2 separate regions of the Homo sapiens genome follow, and region 2 is linked to region 1. A link is a contact called in ENCODE Hi-C or POLR2A ChIA-PET data. All regions are on one chromosome and are shown on one strand. Each heading gives the region's core, a stretch centred on a gene start or an enhancer-like site at or near the end of the contact. The rest is flanking DNA. Distances are from core to core; before and after follow the strand shown. Region 1 has its middle 230 kb from the start of CTNNB1. Region 2 has its middle 170 kb from the start of CTNNB1.

What was found. Hi-C counts contacts between places; a loop is a spot of excess contacts on that map. ChIA-PET counts read pairs that join two places held with the same protein, here RNA polymerase II (POLR2A). Pooled maps may share reads with other maps.
Region 2: a loop to region 1 is called in a pooled map of left cardiac atrium, with 2.4 times the contacts of the local background. The contact joins two enhancer-like sites. A Hi-C loop is called at or near these places in 3 of 168 maps with a recorded cell type or tissue (CD8-positive, alpha-beta T cell, endothelial cell of hepatic sinusoid and left cardiac atrium) and 3 of 50 pooled maps. POLR2A ChIA-PET finds 5 or more read pairs at or near these places in 2 of 52 experiments (GM12878 and activated T-cell).

What each region holds. Positions count from the first base shown.
Region 1 is chr3:40,969,002-40,975,625 of GRCh38, reverse strand. No RefSeq gene overlaps it. Among named protein-coding and RNA genes, the nearest start is that of CTNNB1, 230 kb to the left of the region's middle. RefSeq lists a silencer at 3,973-4,022 and enhancers at 3,315-4,514, 6,353-6,624. Within about 2 kb of position 3,990, at least 29 of the 41 ENCODE cell types and tissues checked have a DNase peak (open chromatin) inside an H3K27ac peak, as active enhancers do.
Region 2 is chr3:41,022,499-41,029,122 of GRCh38, reverse strand. No RefSeq gene overlaps it. Among named protein-coding and RNA genes, the nearest start is that of CTNNB1, 170 kb to the left of the region's middle. RefSeq lists an enhancer at 2,251-2,545. Within about 2 kb of position 2,565, at least 2 of the 41 ENCODE cell types and tissues checked have a DNase peak (open chromatin) inside an H3K27ac peak, as active enhancers do.

The DNA.
Region 1 (6,624 bases), core at 2,741-5,240:
TCAGAGAATTGGGTAGATTGCACAAGGCCACCCAGTTAGTGAGGGATAAAGAATTAAACGGACATCTGTCCTACTTCAAAACTCAAGCCTCTCCCCTGTCCCATGGCTTTCCCGAGCCACTCTTGAGGTATAAGATCAATAGGGCTTCTCTGGGAGTGGTTTAATCCAATAGGCTATACTCCACTGATCATAGTGTGTGCATGCACAAGTCCTGGTTCTGCCTGCTTCTTTCTCTGAGAAGAGAAGCAAAATATGCAAGAATGCAGAGAGTATGGCTTCAGAGGGAGGGAGCTGCATCAAATCCTGATATTCCACAAAGAACCATATGAAGGTGCTTCAACAATCCTGATCTCAGTCCCCTTTCTGCAAAAATGAGAATAATAAAGACCCATCTTACAAGGTTGTTGTGGCAATAAGATAGGAAGATGCACACAAACACTTTGCACAATGCTTGGTTTATCTGTGGGGGCTCAATAGTTGTTGGATGAATCTTAAAGTACATTGAATAGCAGTGAACATTTGGAAAGTGGTGTGGTTTATTGGTTGAAGCCTTAGACTTACTGTACCAAACAGATATCCTGGCTCTGCCAGTTACTAATATCTGACCTAGAGAAGGTAACCTAATTCACCAAGCCTTGATTTTCTTCTTTGTAAAGTAGAACAAATACAAGTAACTGCATTATAGGGCTCCAAAGATTATCAAATAAGAAAATCTAGATAAAGGACTGTGCCCAACAAATTGTAGAAGCTCCATAAATGTAGTTATTATTATGTTATGATTATGTTTATTACATATGGGCTCATCTATTAAATTAATAAAGGAGGGAAGGAAGGAATGATGGGAAGGGCTGTGGCTCATGTTCAAGGGAGGGATTTTCTTGCTTCTCTTTGCGTACTCATCCTGATGTAGCATTAAACTGTGTGGACTGCTCAGAGCCAACAGTGGACTGAGAAAGATCAAGGGTTGCAGGGGTGGGGTGTGGTCTGGGCAGAAGCTCTCTTGAGAGAACAAGAAACAAATTAGTTTTCATTATTTTTATTTTATGTATTTATTTTAAATGTATTTATTTATTAACTCAATAACTATTATTGACCCCTTATTATATACGAGGCCCTGTGCTGGGCTCTCAGGATACAGGGATAAATAGAACAGACATGGTCTCACCCCTCATGAAGCTTGCAGTCTAGAGGGAGGGTCAGATATTAAAGAAGAAAACCAAATCAGCATATAATAGCAAATTATGATGTTTGCTATGAAATAAAACAGCTGGATTCAATGAGACAGGATAACAGGAAGGATCATCTTTTGATGGTGAGGAAAGGCCTCTGGGAAGGTCTGAGGAGATGGCACTTATGCTGAGACTGGATGGATAAGAAGGAAATAGCCCCACAAAAGGTAGGAGAGGAGGAATTCCAGGGAGAGGGTACAACAGTGTAGAGACCTTGAAGTCAGAAAGGGTTTGGTGTCACAGGGGAAGAAGGGGCTGGAATGTAAGTAGGGAAAAAGGAGTTTGAAGTGAGGCTGGTGACAGCTGGAGCTGGAGCCCGCAGGGATTTGCTGGCCCCATTAGAGTTTTGATTCTGTTCTGAAGCCATTGGAGGATTTAGACCCAAGGAAGGACAGTCTGCTTTGAGCTTTGGCAAGGCCATTCTGGCTTTCTTGTCAGAGCACAATAGAAGCCGGAAGGCTGGTAAGGATGTGATTTCAAGGATTCAGGTAGGAGGAGGTGGGGGCTGGGTCTAGGGAGATGGCCTTGGAGGTGAAAAGAGGTAAATGAATTTGGAAGCATAATAGGACACGGTGATGGACTAACTGTGGGAGTGAGAAGGAGAGAGAAACTCAGGGACAAATTCCAGATTCTCACCTGAGCAACTGGTGGATGCTCGGTGAGAGGAATGGGTTATAGGTTTCATTTTAAACAAATTAAGTTTGAGATAATATGATATATCCAAATGTGTGATATCATCTAGTGAGTCTAGAGCTAGGAAGTGAGGTCTGGGCTGAAAATATACCTTCGAGACTTGTCAGCATTTGCACGATATTTAAAACCACAGGCCAGCTCAGTGTGTAGGGCTCCAACTGACACCCTATTCTTATTCTCTTTTTTGTGCCAACTGGCCTAGAATTTTAATAGAGCCCTGGCTGCCCTGCTGACCCCAGCATGTTCATGCTGCGTCTACAGTGGCCTATGCCAAGGGGTGGTCCCTGGGGCACACCAGACCTCCTCTTCTTCTCTACAACAGTCTTGTGTTAGCAAGGCCAGTCCAACATGACTGGCACCAGAGCCTTACACTATAACACCTTTCTTCTTGGAAAGGCCCCAGGCACCAAGCGCTGTCTGTGAAGAAGACTGGAGAGCCAAGATGTAGAATTAGGCATGTGTGTGGGCTGAGGGCCCAGTGCAGCACATGGAACTTTGTAGGTGAAGTTTTCTGCTTTCCCTGGTTCTAGATCTTTGTATCTCAGGTCCTAGGCTCTTCCCAGTTCTGGAAGATCCCAGTGTCTTTCTCTGAGCTTCCTTTTCTTTTAGAATTGCATGTTCAAGGACCTTTAACAAATACTCAACTCCCTTAACATTTTTTTTTCTAATTTCATCTAAATGTTCACCTAAGCTGTTCATTCTCTGTCTTCTAGAAGTTAGTGAAACAGAATTATCAGAACCAGGCTCTCTTTTGGATGCAGTTGGTGTTTCTCCAAGGTGCTTATTACCTGTTACGGTTATTGCATGCTGGGACTGAGGTATAAACACTTCTGCTCAGGAGACCGAAGGCAGGTTAGGGGAGGCTGTAGGTACCTAGTTGGTAGAGTTTGCTGCAGAATCCTGGAAACAATATTTGGTCTAGGCTCAGACAGCTCTAGTTCAATGCCAAGATCTGCCTGGTATTAGCTGTATGGCATAGGACATGCCATTTATTGTTCCTTCAGTTTCTGCATCGTAAATAGTGATGATTTCAGGATTGTTGTTAGATTATGAGGAATATGGGAGAGTGCTTTGTACACTGTAAACACAATTACAAATGTAGTATGTTTTTCCTGTGCACACTCAGCAATTTGTATGATTAACTCTTTTGCATCTCTGCTTCTCCCTGTTGCTCTAGTTTGTTCACATCCAGGGGGCTAGATCAGACAAGCCTACACAGCTAGTAGCAGGTACGAGGAGGCATCGGATTGTGGCAGCTTCTTCTCTCCAAAGATGCCTCATGTCATTGTGCTTTCAAGGAAAAACAGCAAAGTATTTTTTTCGTTTTTTTTTAATTGGTATGTTGATATCTACTGGCGTACATTTTGTGTAACAATAGGCAAATATTAGGATTGTTAAGATGTTAGAGTAGGGAGAAGGATGCAGGGAATAGAGGACAGAGATAAATTTTACAGTTTGTGAAGATATGCGTGTTCACATCTTGTTTTGTTTTTCCTTTACCCAAACAAATAAATAAGAAAAACTGCCCACTTTGCTCTCTTATCTACCCTTCCTGTGTTCTCATTGGGGCAGAGCTCTGCTGGGGAAGGAAGCGGCCACAACCCCAGGCATTTACTACCTGTTCTCCCCACCTGCTATTTGAGAGAAGTTTTCAAGCTGAAGTTCGTACAGCTGCATTCACTTGGACATGAATATCTGGGAGTTCACGGGTTTGTCTGCCCCTTTGGCCTGAGAGAGCTGGGCGGAAGCCTCCTTGACGTCTGTGTTGACTCTCTGTTTCTCTGGTTTTTCTCTGGCCCAGTTTCCTGTTCACCTCTGTCCTCTGCTGTCTGGTAGGCTTGACTCATAGGAAACCACAGCCAAGTCACCTAGTGGTCTGAGTCACTGACCTTTGGAGCATCTCTTTCTTAAAAAACAATAAAGACAAAAGTAAGTGCCTAAGTAAGTACTGCATTTTGCAATAGATTTCAGCTAAGTATTGCACTGAACGGTTAGTTCTGGGAAGTCCCCACTTGTGACTTATTTTTGGCAACTGTGCTATAAGCAAATCATTTTATCTCCTAGCAACCGACTTCCCTCTTCCCTCCCTCCCTCCCTCCTTTGTATCCACAAGTGTTTGCTGAGAACCCTTTGTGTCCAGGCACTACATTAGGTTCTGAGCACAAAATGAAGACATAGAATGGTCCTCAACAAGCTGCTGATGCCCATAAGAAAGAGGCCTGCAAACATGTGTAAACAAGTGTGACAAGTTCACCGGCAAGGGGCAGCACAGGGTGGCACTGAACTCAGCCTCGGTATTGCCCTGACCACATGGCTGCATGTGAGCATGCCAGGTGAGGTGAGCAGGAGAGATGTTCTAGGCAGCGTTGGATGATTCTCTGTCACATTCCTTTGTGGTCAACTGAATTGCTCTCTTCAACTGCAGCTTTCACTGAGGCCACTTGAGGTTGCACAACTCCTTCCAGACACAGGTGAGCTCCACAGAGGGAGGATATGGACAAGGGGCTAGATTGGAAGGAAGATGGAGGAGAGTGATCCTTACAGCCCTGACATCGGTCAAGGGAGGCTAATAGCAGTGACCTTCCCCATCAATGTCATGTGGACTGGACAGCAATGACCAGGTGATCCATTGGTGGGGAAGTGTCCCCACAGGGACAATGGGGAACAGTCTATTCAGAAGGGACAATATGCTCGTAGCTGATGCTTTTGGCACCCTGTAACAAATCCCCTCAGCACACCTATGATTTTGTCACAGATCTGGTAGAGAGTGCAATGTGGGTTCCCATGACAATGCCCTCTTGAAACATGAAAAATGCTTCCCTGTTTTTTTGCCTCAAAGCCATCTCTGAAACTGGGAGCCCAGTCAGCCCCCAAGCAAGTACAACCTGCAAGTATGGAGAGGTAACGCCCTAGGAGCCATCTCTAACCAGTGAAGAATGAGAGCCAGTAAGCAAGTCTAGCCACTCCTCTTTTGGAGGGAACATTCTAGAAGGCATTCTGCACACTTGCCAAAGGTCACAGAAGAATTGAGCCCCTGTTGCCCAAAGCAGCAACCTTAATGATGCACACTCAGTGGCTTTTCATTCTTCCCTGTCTCACTCTCTCCCTTTTCTTTCACCTCTGCTTTTTGGGATCTCCTCCCAAATAAACCACCTGCACCAAGTCCTTGTGTCTAGTCTCAGGCTGTGATTTTAAGGGAGCCCAAACTAAGAGAGCAATATTATTAAAATTAAAGTTTTGAAATGAAAAGCATTTGAAGGTCCACTAGCAGTCTCCTTAAAATACCACCTACTACCTTTTGGTATTACCATTTATACCTGAGCCAGAGGAAAGGAGAATTCCAAAAAAGGCCTTAAAAACCCTCTGACCCACAGGAAATAGCTGCCATCTAGTCAGGCTGGGCAAAGGGCTTAGTAATACAGAAAGTGAAAAGGGGCTCATGGGGGCCTTAGCAGGGTGACTCAATTTAGTGGGTGAGAAGGAATTCTTGTTTAACTTAGGGGAAAACTACTGGGTAATATTCTTTTCCCTAGTCATAATGGTTACATTAAAAAAAAAAAAAACCCACATCGCTAGAAGGGCTAATGGTTAAGAAAAGATTGGGACAATGAGGCTCTATATGAACTAAAACGCTTATATTGTTACATTCATAAAAGCATGTTGAATTAAGAAAATAACAGGAATTTTATAGTTTGAAAATGAAAATAAAAGTTAATAGACACAAGGCTTCAAGATGGCTGACTAGAGGCATCTGGTACTTGCTTCCTCTGCAAAGAACTGAAACAGTGAGTGGATAATCACACTTAGAATAGATCATCTAAGAGGGAACACTGGAATGCAACAGGAAAGCGATAGGAAACACCTAAAGCAAGGAAGGAGAGGAAAGCAAGGCAGCCTGATTGGCTAGGAGTATGGAGAGGCTCTCCAATGCAGGAAAAGGGTAAGTCAGAGACCCCCAGTGGTCTGCATTCCCAACACAGACTCCTGCAATCCTAGCCACGAAAGAACCTCTTGACCACCAAGGCTGAAGTGCAAGCTGCTGCACATTTTCATGAGCCCTGAGGATAGACACTCCCACCTGCCACTGCCGCTTGGGGCTGAAATACATGCTCCCCAGCCACCTGCCTACTGCTTCTGCCACTCAAAGCAACCCTTCCCTCCCTAGGAGGGCTGCAGTGAAGCTGCTGCCACCTGCACTCATGTAAGCATTCCTCCAGAGCCTGAAAATCACCCAACCCCTGCCTACCACAGCCAGCACCTGCATGTGCAACCAGGTCCTCCTGGCCCAGCTTCACCCTCTCCAATGCCCAAGCATGCTTCCCGGGGGCCTGAGGATTACCTAACCCCATCCACCATCATTGATACCTAAGCACTCCTCCAGAGGGCTTGAGGTTGAGCCCACCCAATGTGTCACTACCACTACAGCTGGCACCTACCCACACATGCCACATATGGGCCTGGGGACTGGCCCACCCATCCTGTTGCAGCCACCCGCAATACCAGTGCAGGCTGCTCAGGAGCCAGACAGTTGTTCCACCACTGATACTGCCATTGCCCATGTCATGCTTGCTGTTCAGGGTCTGAAGCCTACTCACCCATCCACCAGGTCCATGATGGCAACTACTAGCACCTGAGCAAGTCCTCAAGGGGCCCAAGAATTGACCCACCTGAACCTGTGAACACTGATGCCAGTGTATGCTGC
Region 2 (6,624 bases), core at 1,316-3,815, 55 kb before region 1:
TGAGGGAAATGAGGGAGACTGACATGACCTTTGGGTGCCAAAAGCCTTTCTTGACCCTTGCAAGGCTGGGTTAGGACTCTTACTAAGCATCCCCACAGACCCCTACTGCATCGTTTCATATACCATTTTCTAATTGCTGATTTGCTTGTCTAGTTGGTGAGGTTGAAGGAGAACCTCTAGGTCTGAAGGATTTAAAGTCACTGAACAATAATATTTAAAAGCAAATCATGATGCCTTAATCAAGTGGTAAATTGTATTTGCTGGCTTTGCCCACTTGGCAACAAAAGAACAGCCTGGGGTGAACATGAGAATGTAATTTGGACATAGAAGAAAATAGGTCACTATTCATATTCATAGACTGTGTTTTTTGTTTGTTTTTTGTTTTTTTTTTGAGACGGAGTCTCGCTCTGTCCCCCACAGTGGTGTGACTCAGCTCACTGCAAGCTCCACCTCCCGAGTTCACACCATTCTCCTGCCTCAGCCTCCCCAGTAGATGGGACTACAGGCACCTGCCACCACGCATGGCTAATTTTTTTTTTTTTTTTTTTGTATTTTTAGTAGAGATGGGATTTCACCATGTTAGCCAGGATGGTCTTGATCTCCTGACCTCGTGATCCACCTGCCTCAGCCTTCCAAAGTGCTGGGATTACAGGCGTGAGCCACCGCGCCCAGCCCACTGTGTTTTTTAAATTGCAAAAAGTCAGGGCACAAGATCTCATACATGCTTATGGGAACTATGGGAGAAAACAGTTGTAAATGCAGAATGGGTTGCCCTTGTCATTAAGCCAGCCATGCCTAAGTTTCTAGCCCCATAGCTCTCCTACTGCAACCCTGGTCCTACCTTCACATTCATCAAAGGTGATGGAGACTGGATCACTCCCTTCTTCTCCATCCCATTCCTGCCTGCATCCTAGGCAGTCTTGGGTGATCCTGCTAACACCCTACAGCTCCTTGATCTGCTCAGTTCTCATGGCCTTCCCCCTCCACTCTTCCATGCCTGTGGCACCTGCTGGACGTTGTCATCCCCAGAGCTGCTATTGACTCTACCTGCTCCTCTGAGCTCAGCCTCTTGACCATCCTTGGCTTCTCAGTCTCTGATTTCTTCCACATTTACTCTTTGACTTCACTATGCTTTCATTTGCATGTGTCCTCTCTATCTGGGGGATTCATCAGCTGGTCCCCGCCTGGCTTTACTTTCCTGCTTATCTTGGGAGGCTTCACATCATCCTTGGTTTAGCCAGCACCCTCATCTGCCTGCCCCTTAGCCTGCAACACCACTCTGCAGACCTCATCCCTGCTGTCCACTCTTCTCTAGTCTTCTCAGTGCTTCTAGGGGCAATCACAACAGTCCCATCCGTACCTTCAATACTGCTCAGCATGTATATAATGTGCCCAGTTTCTTCTGCCCTGTCATTGCAGCTGTTCCAAGCCCATTCTCAGGTCTCACAGAGAATAACTTGCTGCATTACAGAAGAAAAGAAGTTTCTGGCATGAATTCCTCTACTTTTACCCCTATTTACTGCAAACCCTATTTCACCTTGTCTCCTCCTCTTCCCTCCTGTGCTGTTGCTGCCTGTCTCCTGTCTAGGGAAATCAGGTCTAAGGCTAGATATCACTTCTTCCAGAAAATCTTTCCTGTGCACCCTCACTTCTGCTGGCCAAGGCTAGGTTAGGGTCTCCTGCTGGGTTTCTACTGAACCCTGATTTTCACTCCATCCCACCACATTGTAATGGTTGATTTACTATACATCTCTTTTGCTGGGCTGTATGAGCTCTTTGAGGGCAGAAGCGTGTTTTTCTTGTTTTCTTTTATATACCCAGCACCTGGTAAAGTAAGTGCTTGATATATGTTGTTGAATGAATGAATCTTATTTTCTTTATACATAGTTTATTCAACTGCACTCAGGATCCCTTCCCTTCCTGCCTCTTTGTGCTGTCAATTGTTCCTTTTCTGGGTTGTGTCCTCAACCTGCCTTCTGGTGGTGTTTTATGTACAACTGCTATTATTGTTATTATTAATGATATTATAGCCACTGTTTATTGGACACTTACTATGTTCAGGCACCTTGCTAAACACCTTACATGCATGCTGTAGTTTAACCCTTACAATAATCCTGTGAGGGTAGTATTATTATTCCCACTTTCCCAATGACATTTAAGCAGAATTAAATCTCCTTTAAAGTAAAGTCCTTCCTAGACTCTGTATGCTCCTCCACCTAATGTCATATATCTTCATTACGTTTACACCATGTTTCTAAAGTGTCATCTCTACCAGCTGTCTCCCCATTCTGACCCCTCTTACTCCTAGCTCCCTGGAACAGAGCCCTGTCTGACTATGAAAGCTCCCACTGACGTCACCAGTGACCTCCATGTGGCTAACACAGTGAATGCTTTCAGGCTTATCTTCCCAGTTTTGCAGCAGCAGATGACACTGACTGGCCACTCCCCGCTGTGGTTCTGTTTCCTTCCCAGCTCCCATTTCCTCTGGCCCCATTAAGTGTTTTGTTCCCAGGGGCTCAGTTCTTGGCTCTTTTATTTCTTGCTCCATACCCTGTCTCTAAGTATTATCTGTTTCAGCTTAACTAAAAATCCTGCTGGCATCCCAGGCTGCTCCCCTATGCCCTAAAACCACAGGACCAGGGCTTCTGTTTCACCTTGATAACCCTTCCACAGAGGCCAAACTCAGTGTGCCAATCAGATCTTATCCTTTACTGTCTCCATCTCAACATGTCTCAACGCCTACTCCTCCTCTTGTATTCCTTAACTTAGCCAAGGATACTATCACCTGCACAGTGGCCCAAGTAAAAATGTCGTCAAAATTTTTGGTGACATTTTTTCTTCCACCTTATATCTAACTAGCCACCAAATCCCATTTATTATTGCTAGGCTTCTCTCATGTCTGTTCTTTTCCCTCTCTGTCTTCATTGGAATTGAACTGTGTTTTGACTGGTTAATTACAGTGGCGTCTTGAATGCCTTTCTTTTCACCCAATGAGTAGTATTTTTTAAATAAAAAGATAATGACATCTACTCTGCTTTAATTCTTCAATGGCTCCTGATGCTTAGCATGACTGTGAAGACCTTTTTTTTTTTTTTGAGACAGGGTCTCACTCTGTCGCCCAGGCTGGAGTGCAGTGGCGTGATCTCAGCTCACTGCAGCCTCTGCCTCCCAGGTCCAAGCTATTCTCCCACCTCACCCTCTTGAGTAGCTGGGATTACAGGTGCCCATCACCATGTCTGGCTAATTTTTGCATTCTTAGTAGACATAGGGTTTCAAGACTGGTCTCGAACTCCTGACCTCATGTGATCCACCTGCCATGGTCTCCCAAAGTGCTGGGATTACAGGTGTGAGCCACTGCGCCCGGACAAAGACCCTTCTTGATCTGAGCAGTGATGACTTTTGTAGCCTCATTTCCTGCCTCCATCCCCAGTCTGTGTCCACCTCCCCACCTGACATTATGCACGAGTAACACTGACACACATGCCCTCCTGAGAATCAGTCAAGCTCTTCCTCCCCTCTGAATCTTTACCTCTGTTCTCTCTCGCCTACTTGACAACCGGTCCAACCCTTCCTTGTTCCTATTTTGTGCACACTTCATTATAGACGTTACCTTTTTGCATTACAAATACTGGAATATCTCTTTATAGCTCCTAATTAGACCATGAGCATCCAGAGCACATGAATTCTTAGGGTCAGAGGCAGATCATATAGGCGACTCTCTGGGTTTAAAACCGGAGATGCCAGCAAAGGGCATTCTTGGCACCATCTTTCCCTCCCGACTTTCTGAGGAGGAGCTCAGGAACCATGGGAAATCAGGCAGATGGTGTTTGGGGAGAAAAAAGAGCTGCCATGATATACCCAATGGGTAGATTTGTATTTTGCCCCATCAGATATCTTAAAACCTGCAGGTTTTAAAATTTAGTCAAGAAGTTAAGACCAGCAACCCAGAAGGTGCCCTTGAATGTTTATATCCAGCCTTCGTGGGCAGTGTCTATTTGCAAATCTCAGGGTTTTAACTCTATTTCTTCCATCTCCTTCAAAGAACCCCTGATCCTGAATTCTCCCAAGGAATAAAATCCTGATCACGGCACTCATGAATAACTAAGAGTGGGCTGTTATTACCTGAGCTTGAATAAAGGTTTTTTTTTTTATTCCTCCAAGCTGTTCCTAGCCTCCCAGAGGTACATAATCCATACTGGAGTCTGGGTACAGAGGGGTTGAAGTAAATGATCTTTGATGAGCTAAAACATTGGAATTCATGGAACTTGGAATAATCTCTGACAACTACAAGCTTGTCCTGAGACATTTAGTAGAAAGGTAAATGATAGGGTGGGGTTTCATCTTTGTCTTAACTTGAATATTTAATGCCTAGAAATGGCCTTTTAACCCTCTCGAACAGGTGCCACCACCATGTGAACATGACCGGGCTAGCCTGCTGGAGAATGAAAGACATGTGTCCTGACCACCCTGTCACCTAGCTGATAGCAAGCTCTTCCCAGAAAAAAAGAGCGACCTGAATGACTTGCATTGTCTGCAGGCTCATGAGGGAGCCCAGCTGACACCAGAATAATCACTCAACTGAGTTCAGCCTAACTGATGACCCTCAGTATAGTGAGCTAAATAAATGGTGGTTGTTTAAAGCTGCTAAGTTTTGGGATAGGCTGTTTCAAAGCAAAAATGAGCTACTGGTATCTGTGTGGCTCATTTTCATGCCATAGCTCCAATGACTGACAAGGAGTGGAGCTCCTTGGAAATGGTCAATAAAAGCACAAATGGAGCCAAGTCTCAGGTTCATAGGTCACTTAACTAGAGAGAATCAGGGACGGAATGGAGGAGTGGGCTGATGCTGCCAATGAATTCAGAGCTGAGTCCAGCAGTCAGGATTGTTTTTATGCCTGCAAAGCCCCAGACCCACCTCGTTTCCCTTAGGGGCAGGTTGGGTGGCTCCTTTAGTTCTAGTCTCTGCAAAACAACAAGCAGTGTTTTGTGTTTCAGTCAGAAGGGAACTTAACATTTTACAAGACAGCCACCAGTCTTACCACAGGAGTTCTTAATTTGTGGAGTTTAAGGGGCCAAGTGGGAACAATGGCAGAAAGAAGAAAAGTGTCTTTGGAGTGAAGCTACTCAGAGATGCCAATGCCTTCTCGCTTGAAGGGCAGAACATGAAAAGTAGTAATTTGCTCTGGCCCAGCCAGGGGATCGAATGTTAAATGTAAACAGCTGTTTGCTTTGTAATGGTCTGGTCTGGAAGGCTCCATGACAGGAGCGAGGCACAGAATTTTAGATCTGGAATGAGTATTAAAGATTGTCTTGTGGGAAATCCCTGTCTTCCACTTGAATGCTTCATTTTATTTTTATAGTTACTTACACAAGCAATACCTTGTATACATTCAACCCACCCTCCAACTGTGTGGGTTATGCATCCTGTATTCAACCAACTGCAGATAAAAAATATTTGAAAAAAGAAACTAATAAAAAAACATAAAAACTAGTACAAATAGGAAATACACTAGAACAACTATTTAGATAGCATTTACATTGTATTAGGTATTATAAGTAGAGATAATTTTAAATACACAGGAGGATGTACATAGGTTATATGCAAATAGTTCCCCATTTTCTATCAGGGACTTGAGCATCCTGACAATACTGAGGGATGACTGTATTCTCAATGTGCAGCATTCCCCCTTCATGCCATGGTATCTAAGCCCACCCTTGAAGAAGCAGCTAGTGAGCATCCTCACAGCCCATTTCTACAAAAATGGATATATATTCACAGATCTACTTTTCTATTGCAACATTATAGGATTATATAAAACATGCTGTTTTTAAATTTGATTTATTTTTTTACCAACTGATATGTTTTAAAGATCTATCTGTGTATATACATAGAGGTTGAATTCTGTATATATACATACAGGTTGAATACAAAGGCTGCATAGTATTCTTTCATATAATTATCCACACTCTATTAAATACTCCATTTTTGATGGGGAATGTAGATTGCTTCCACTTCTTTGGCTATTGTAAATCTCAAAGCAAGAGGCCAGGACTAATGGCTCATGCCTGTAATCCCAGCAATTTGGGACACTGAGGCAGGAGGATCACTTGAGGCCAAGAGTTCAAGACCAGACTGGGCAACAAAGAAAGACCCCATTTCTACAAAACAATAAAATTAAATAATAAAATAAAAATAAAAAAATAATAAAAATTAGCCAGTCATGGTGGCGCTCATCTGTAGTTCCAGCTACTCGGGACCGGGAGGATTGCTTGAGCCCAGGAGTTTGAGGCTGCTGTGAGCTGTAAACACGCCTGCACTCCAGCCTGGATGACAGAACAAGACCCTGTCTCTAAAAAATCCAAAAAATTAAAATAAAGCCAGAAACATTTTTGTGCATAACTCTTCGAGCATTTCTTTCTTTTTTTTTTTTTTTTTTTGAGATGGAGTCTCACTCTGTCGCCAGGCTGGAGTGCAGCGGCGCGATCTCAGCTCACTGCAACCTCTGCATCCTGGGTTCAAGCAATTCTCCTGCCTCAGCCCCCCGAGTAGCTGGTTCTACAGGCGTGCACCATCATGCCCAGCTAATTTTTGTACTTTTAGTAGAGACGGGGTTTCACCATGTT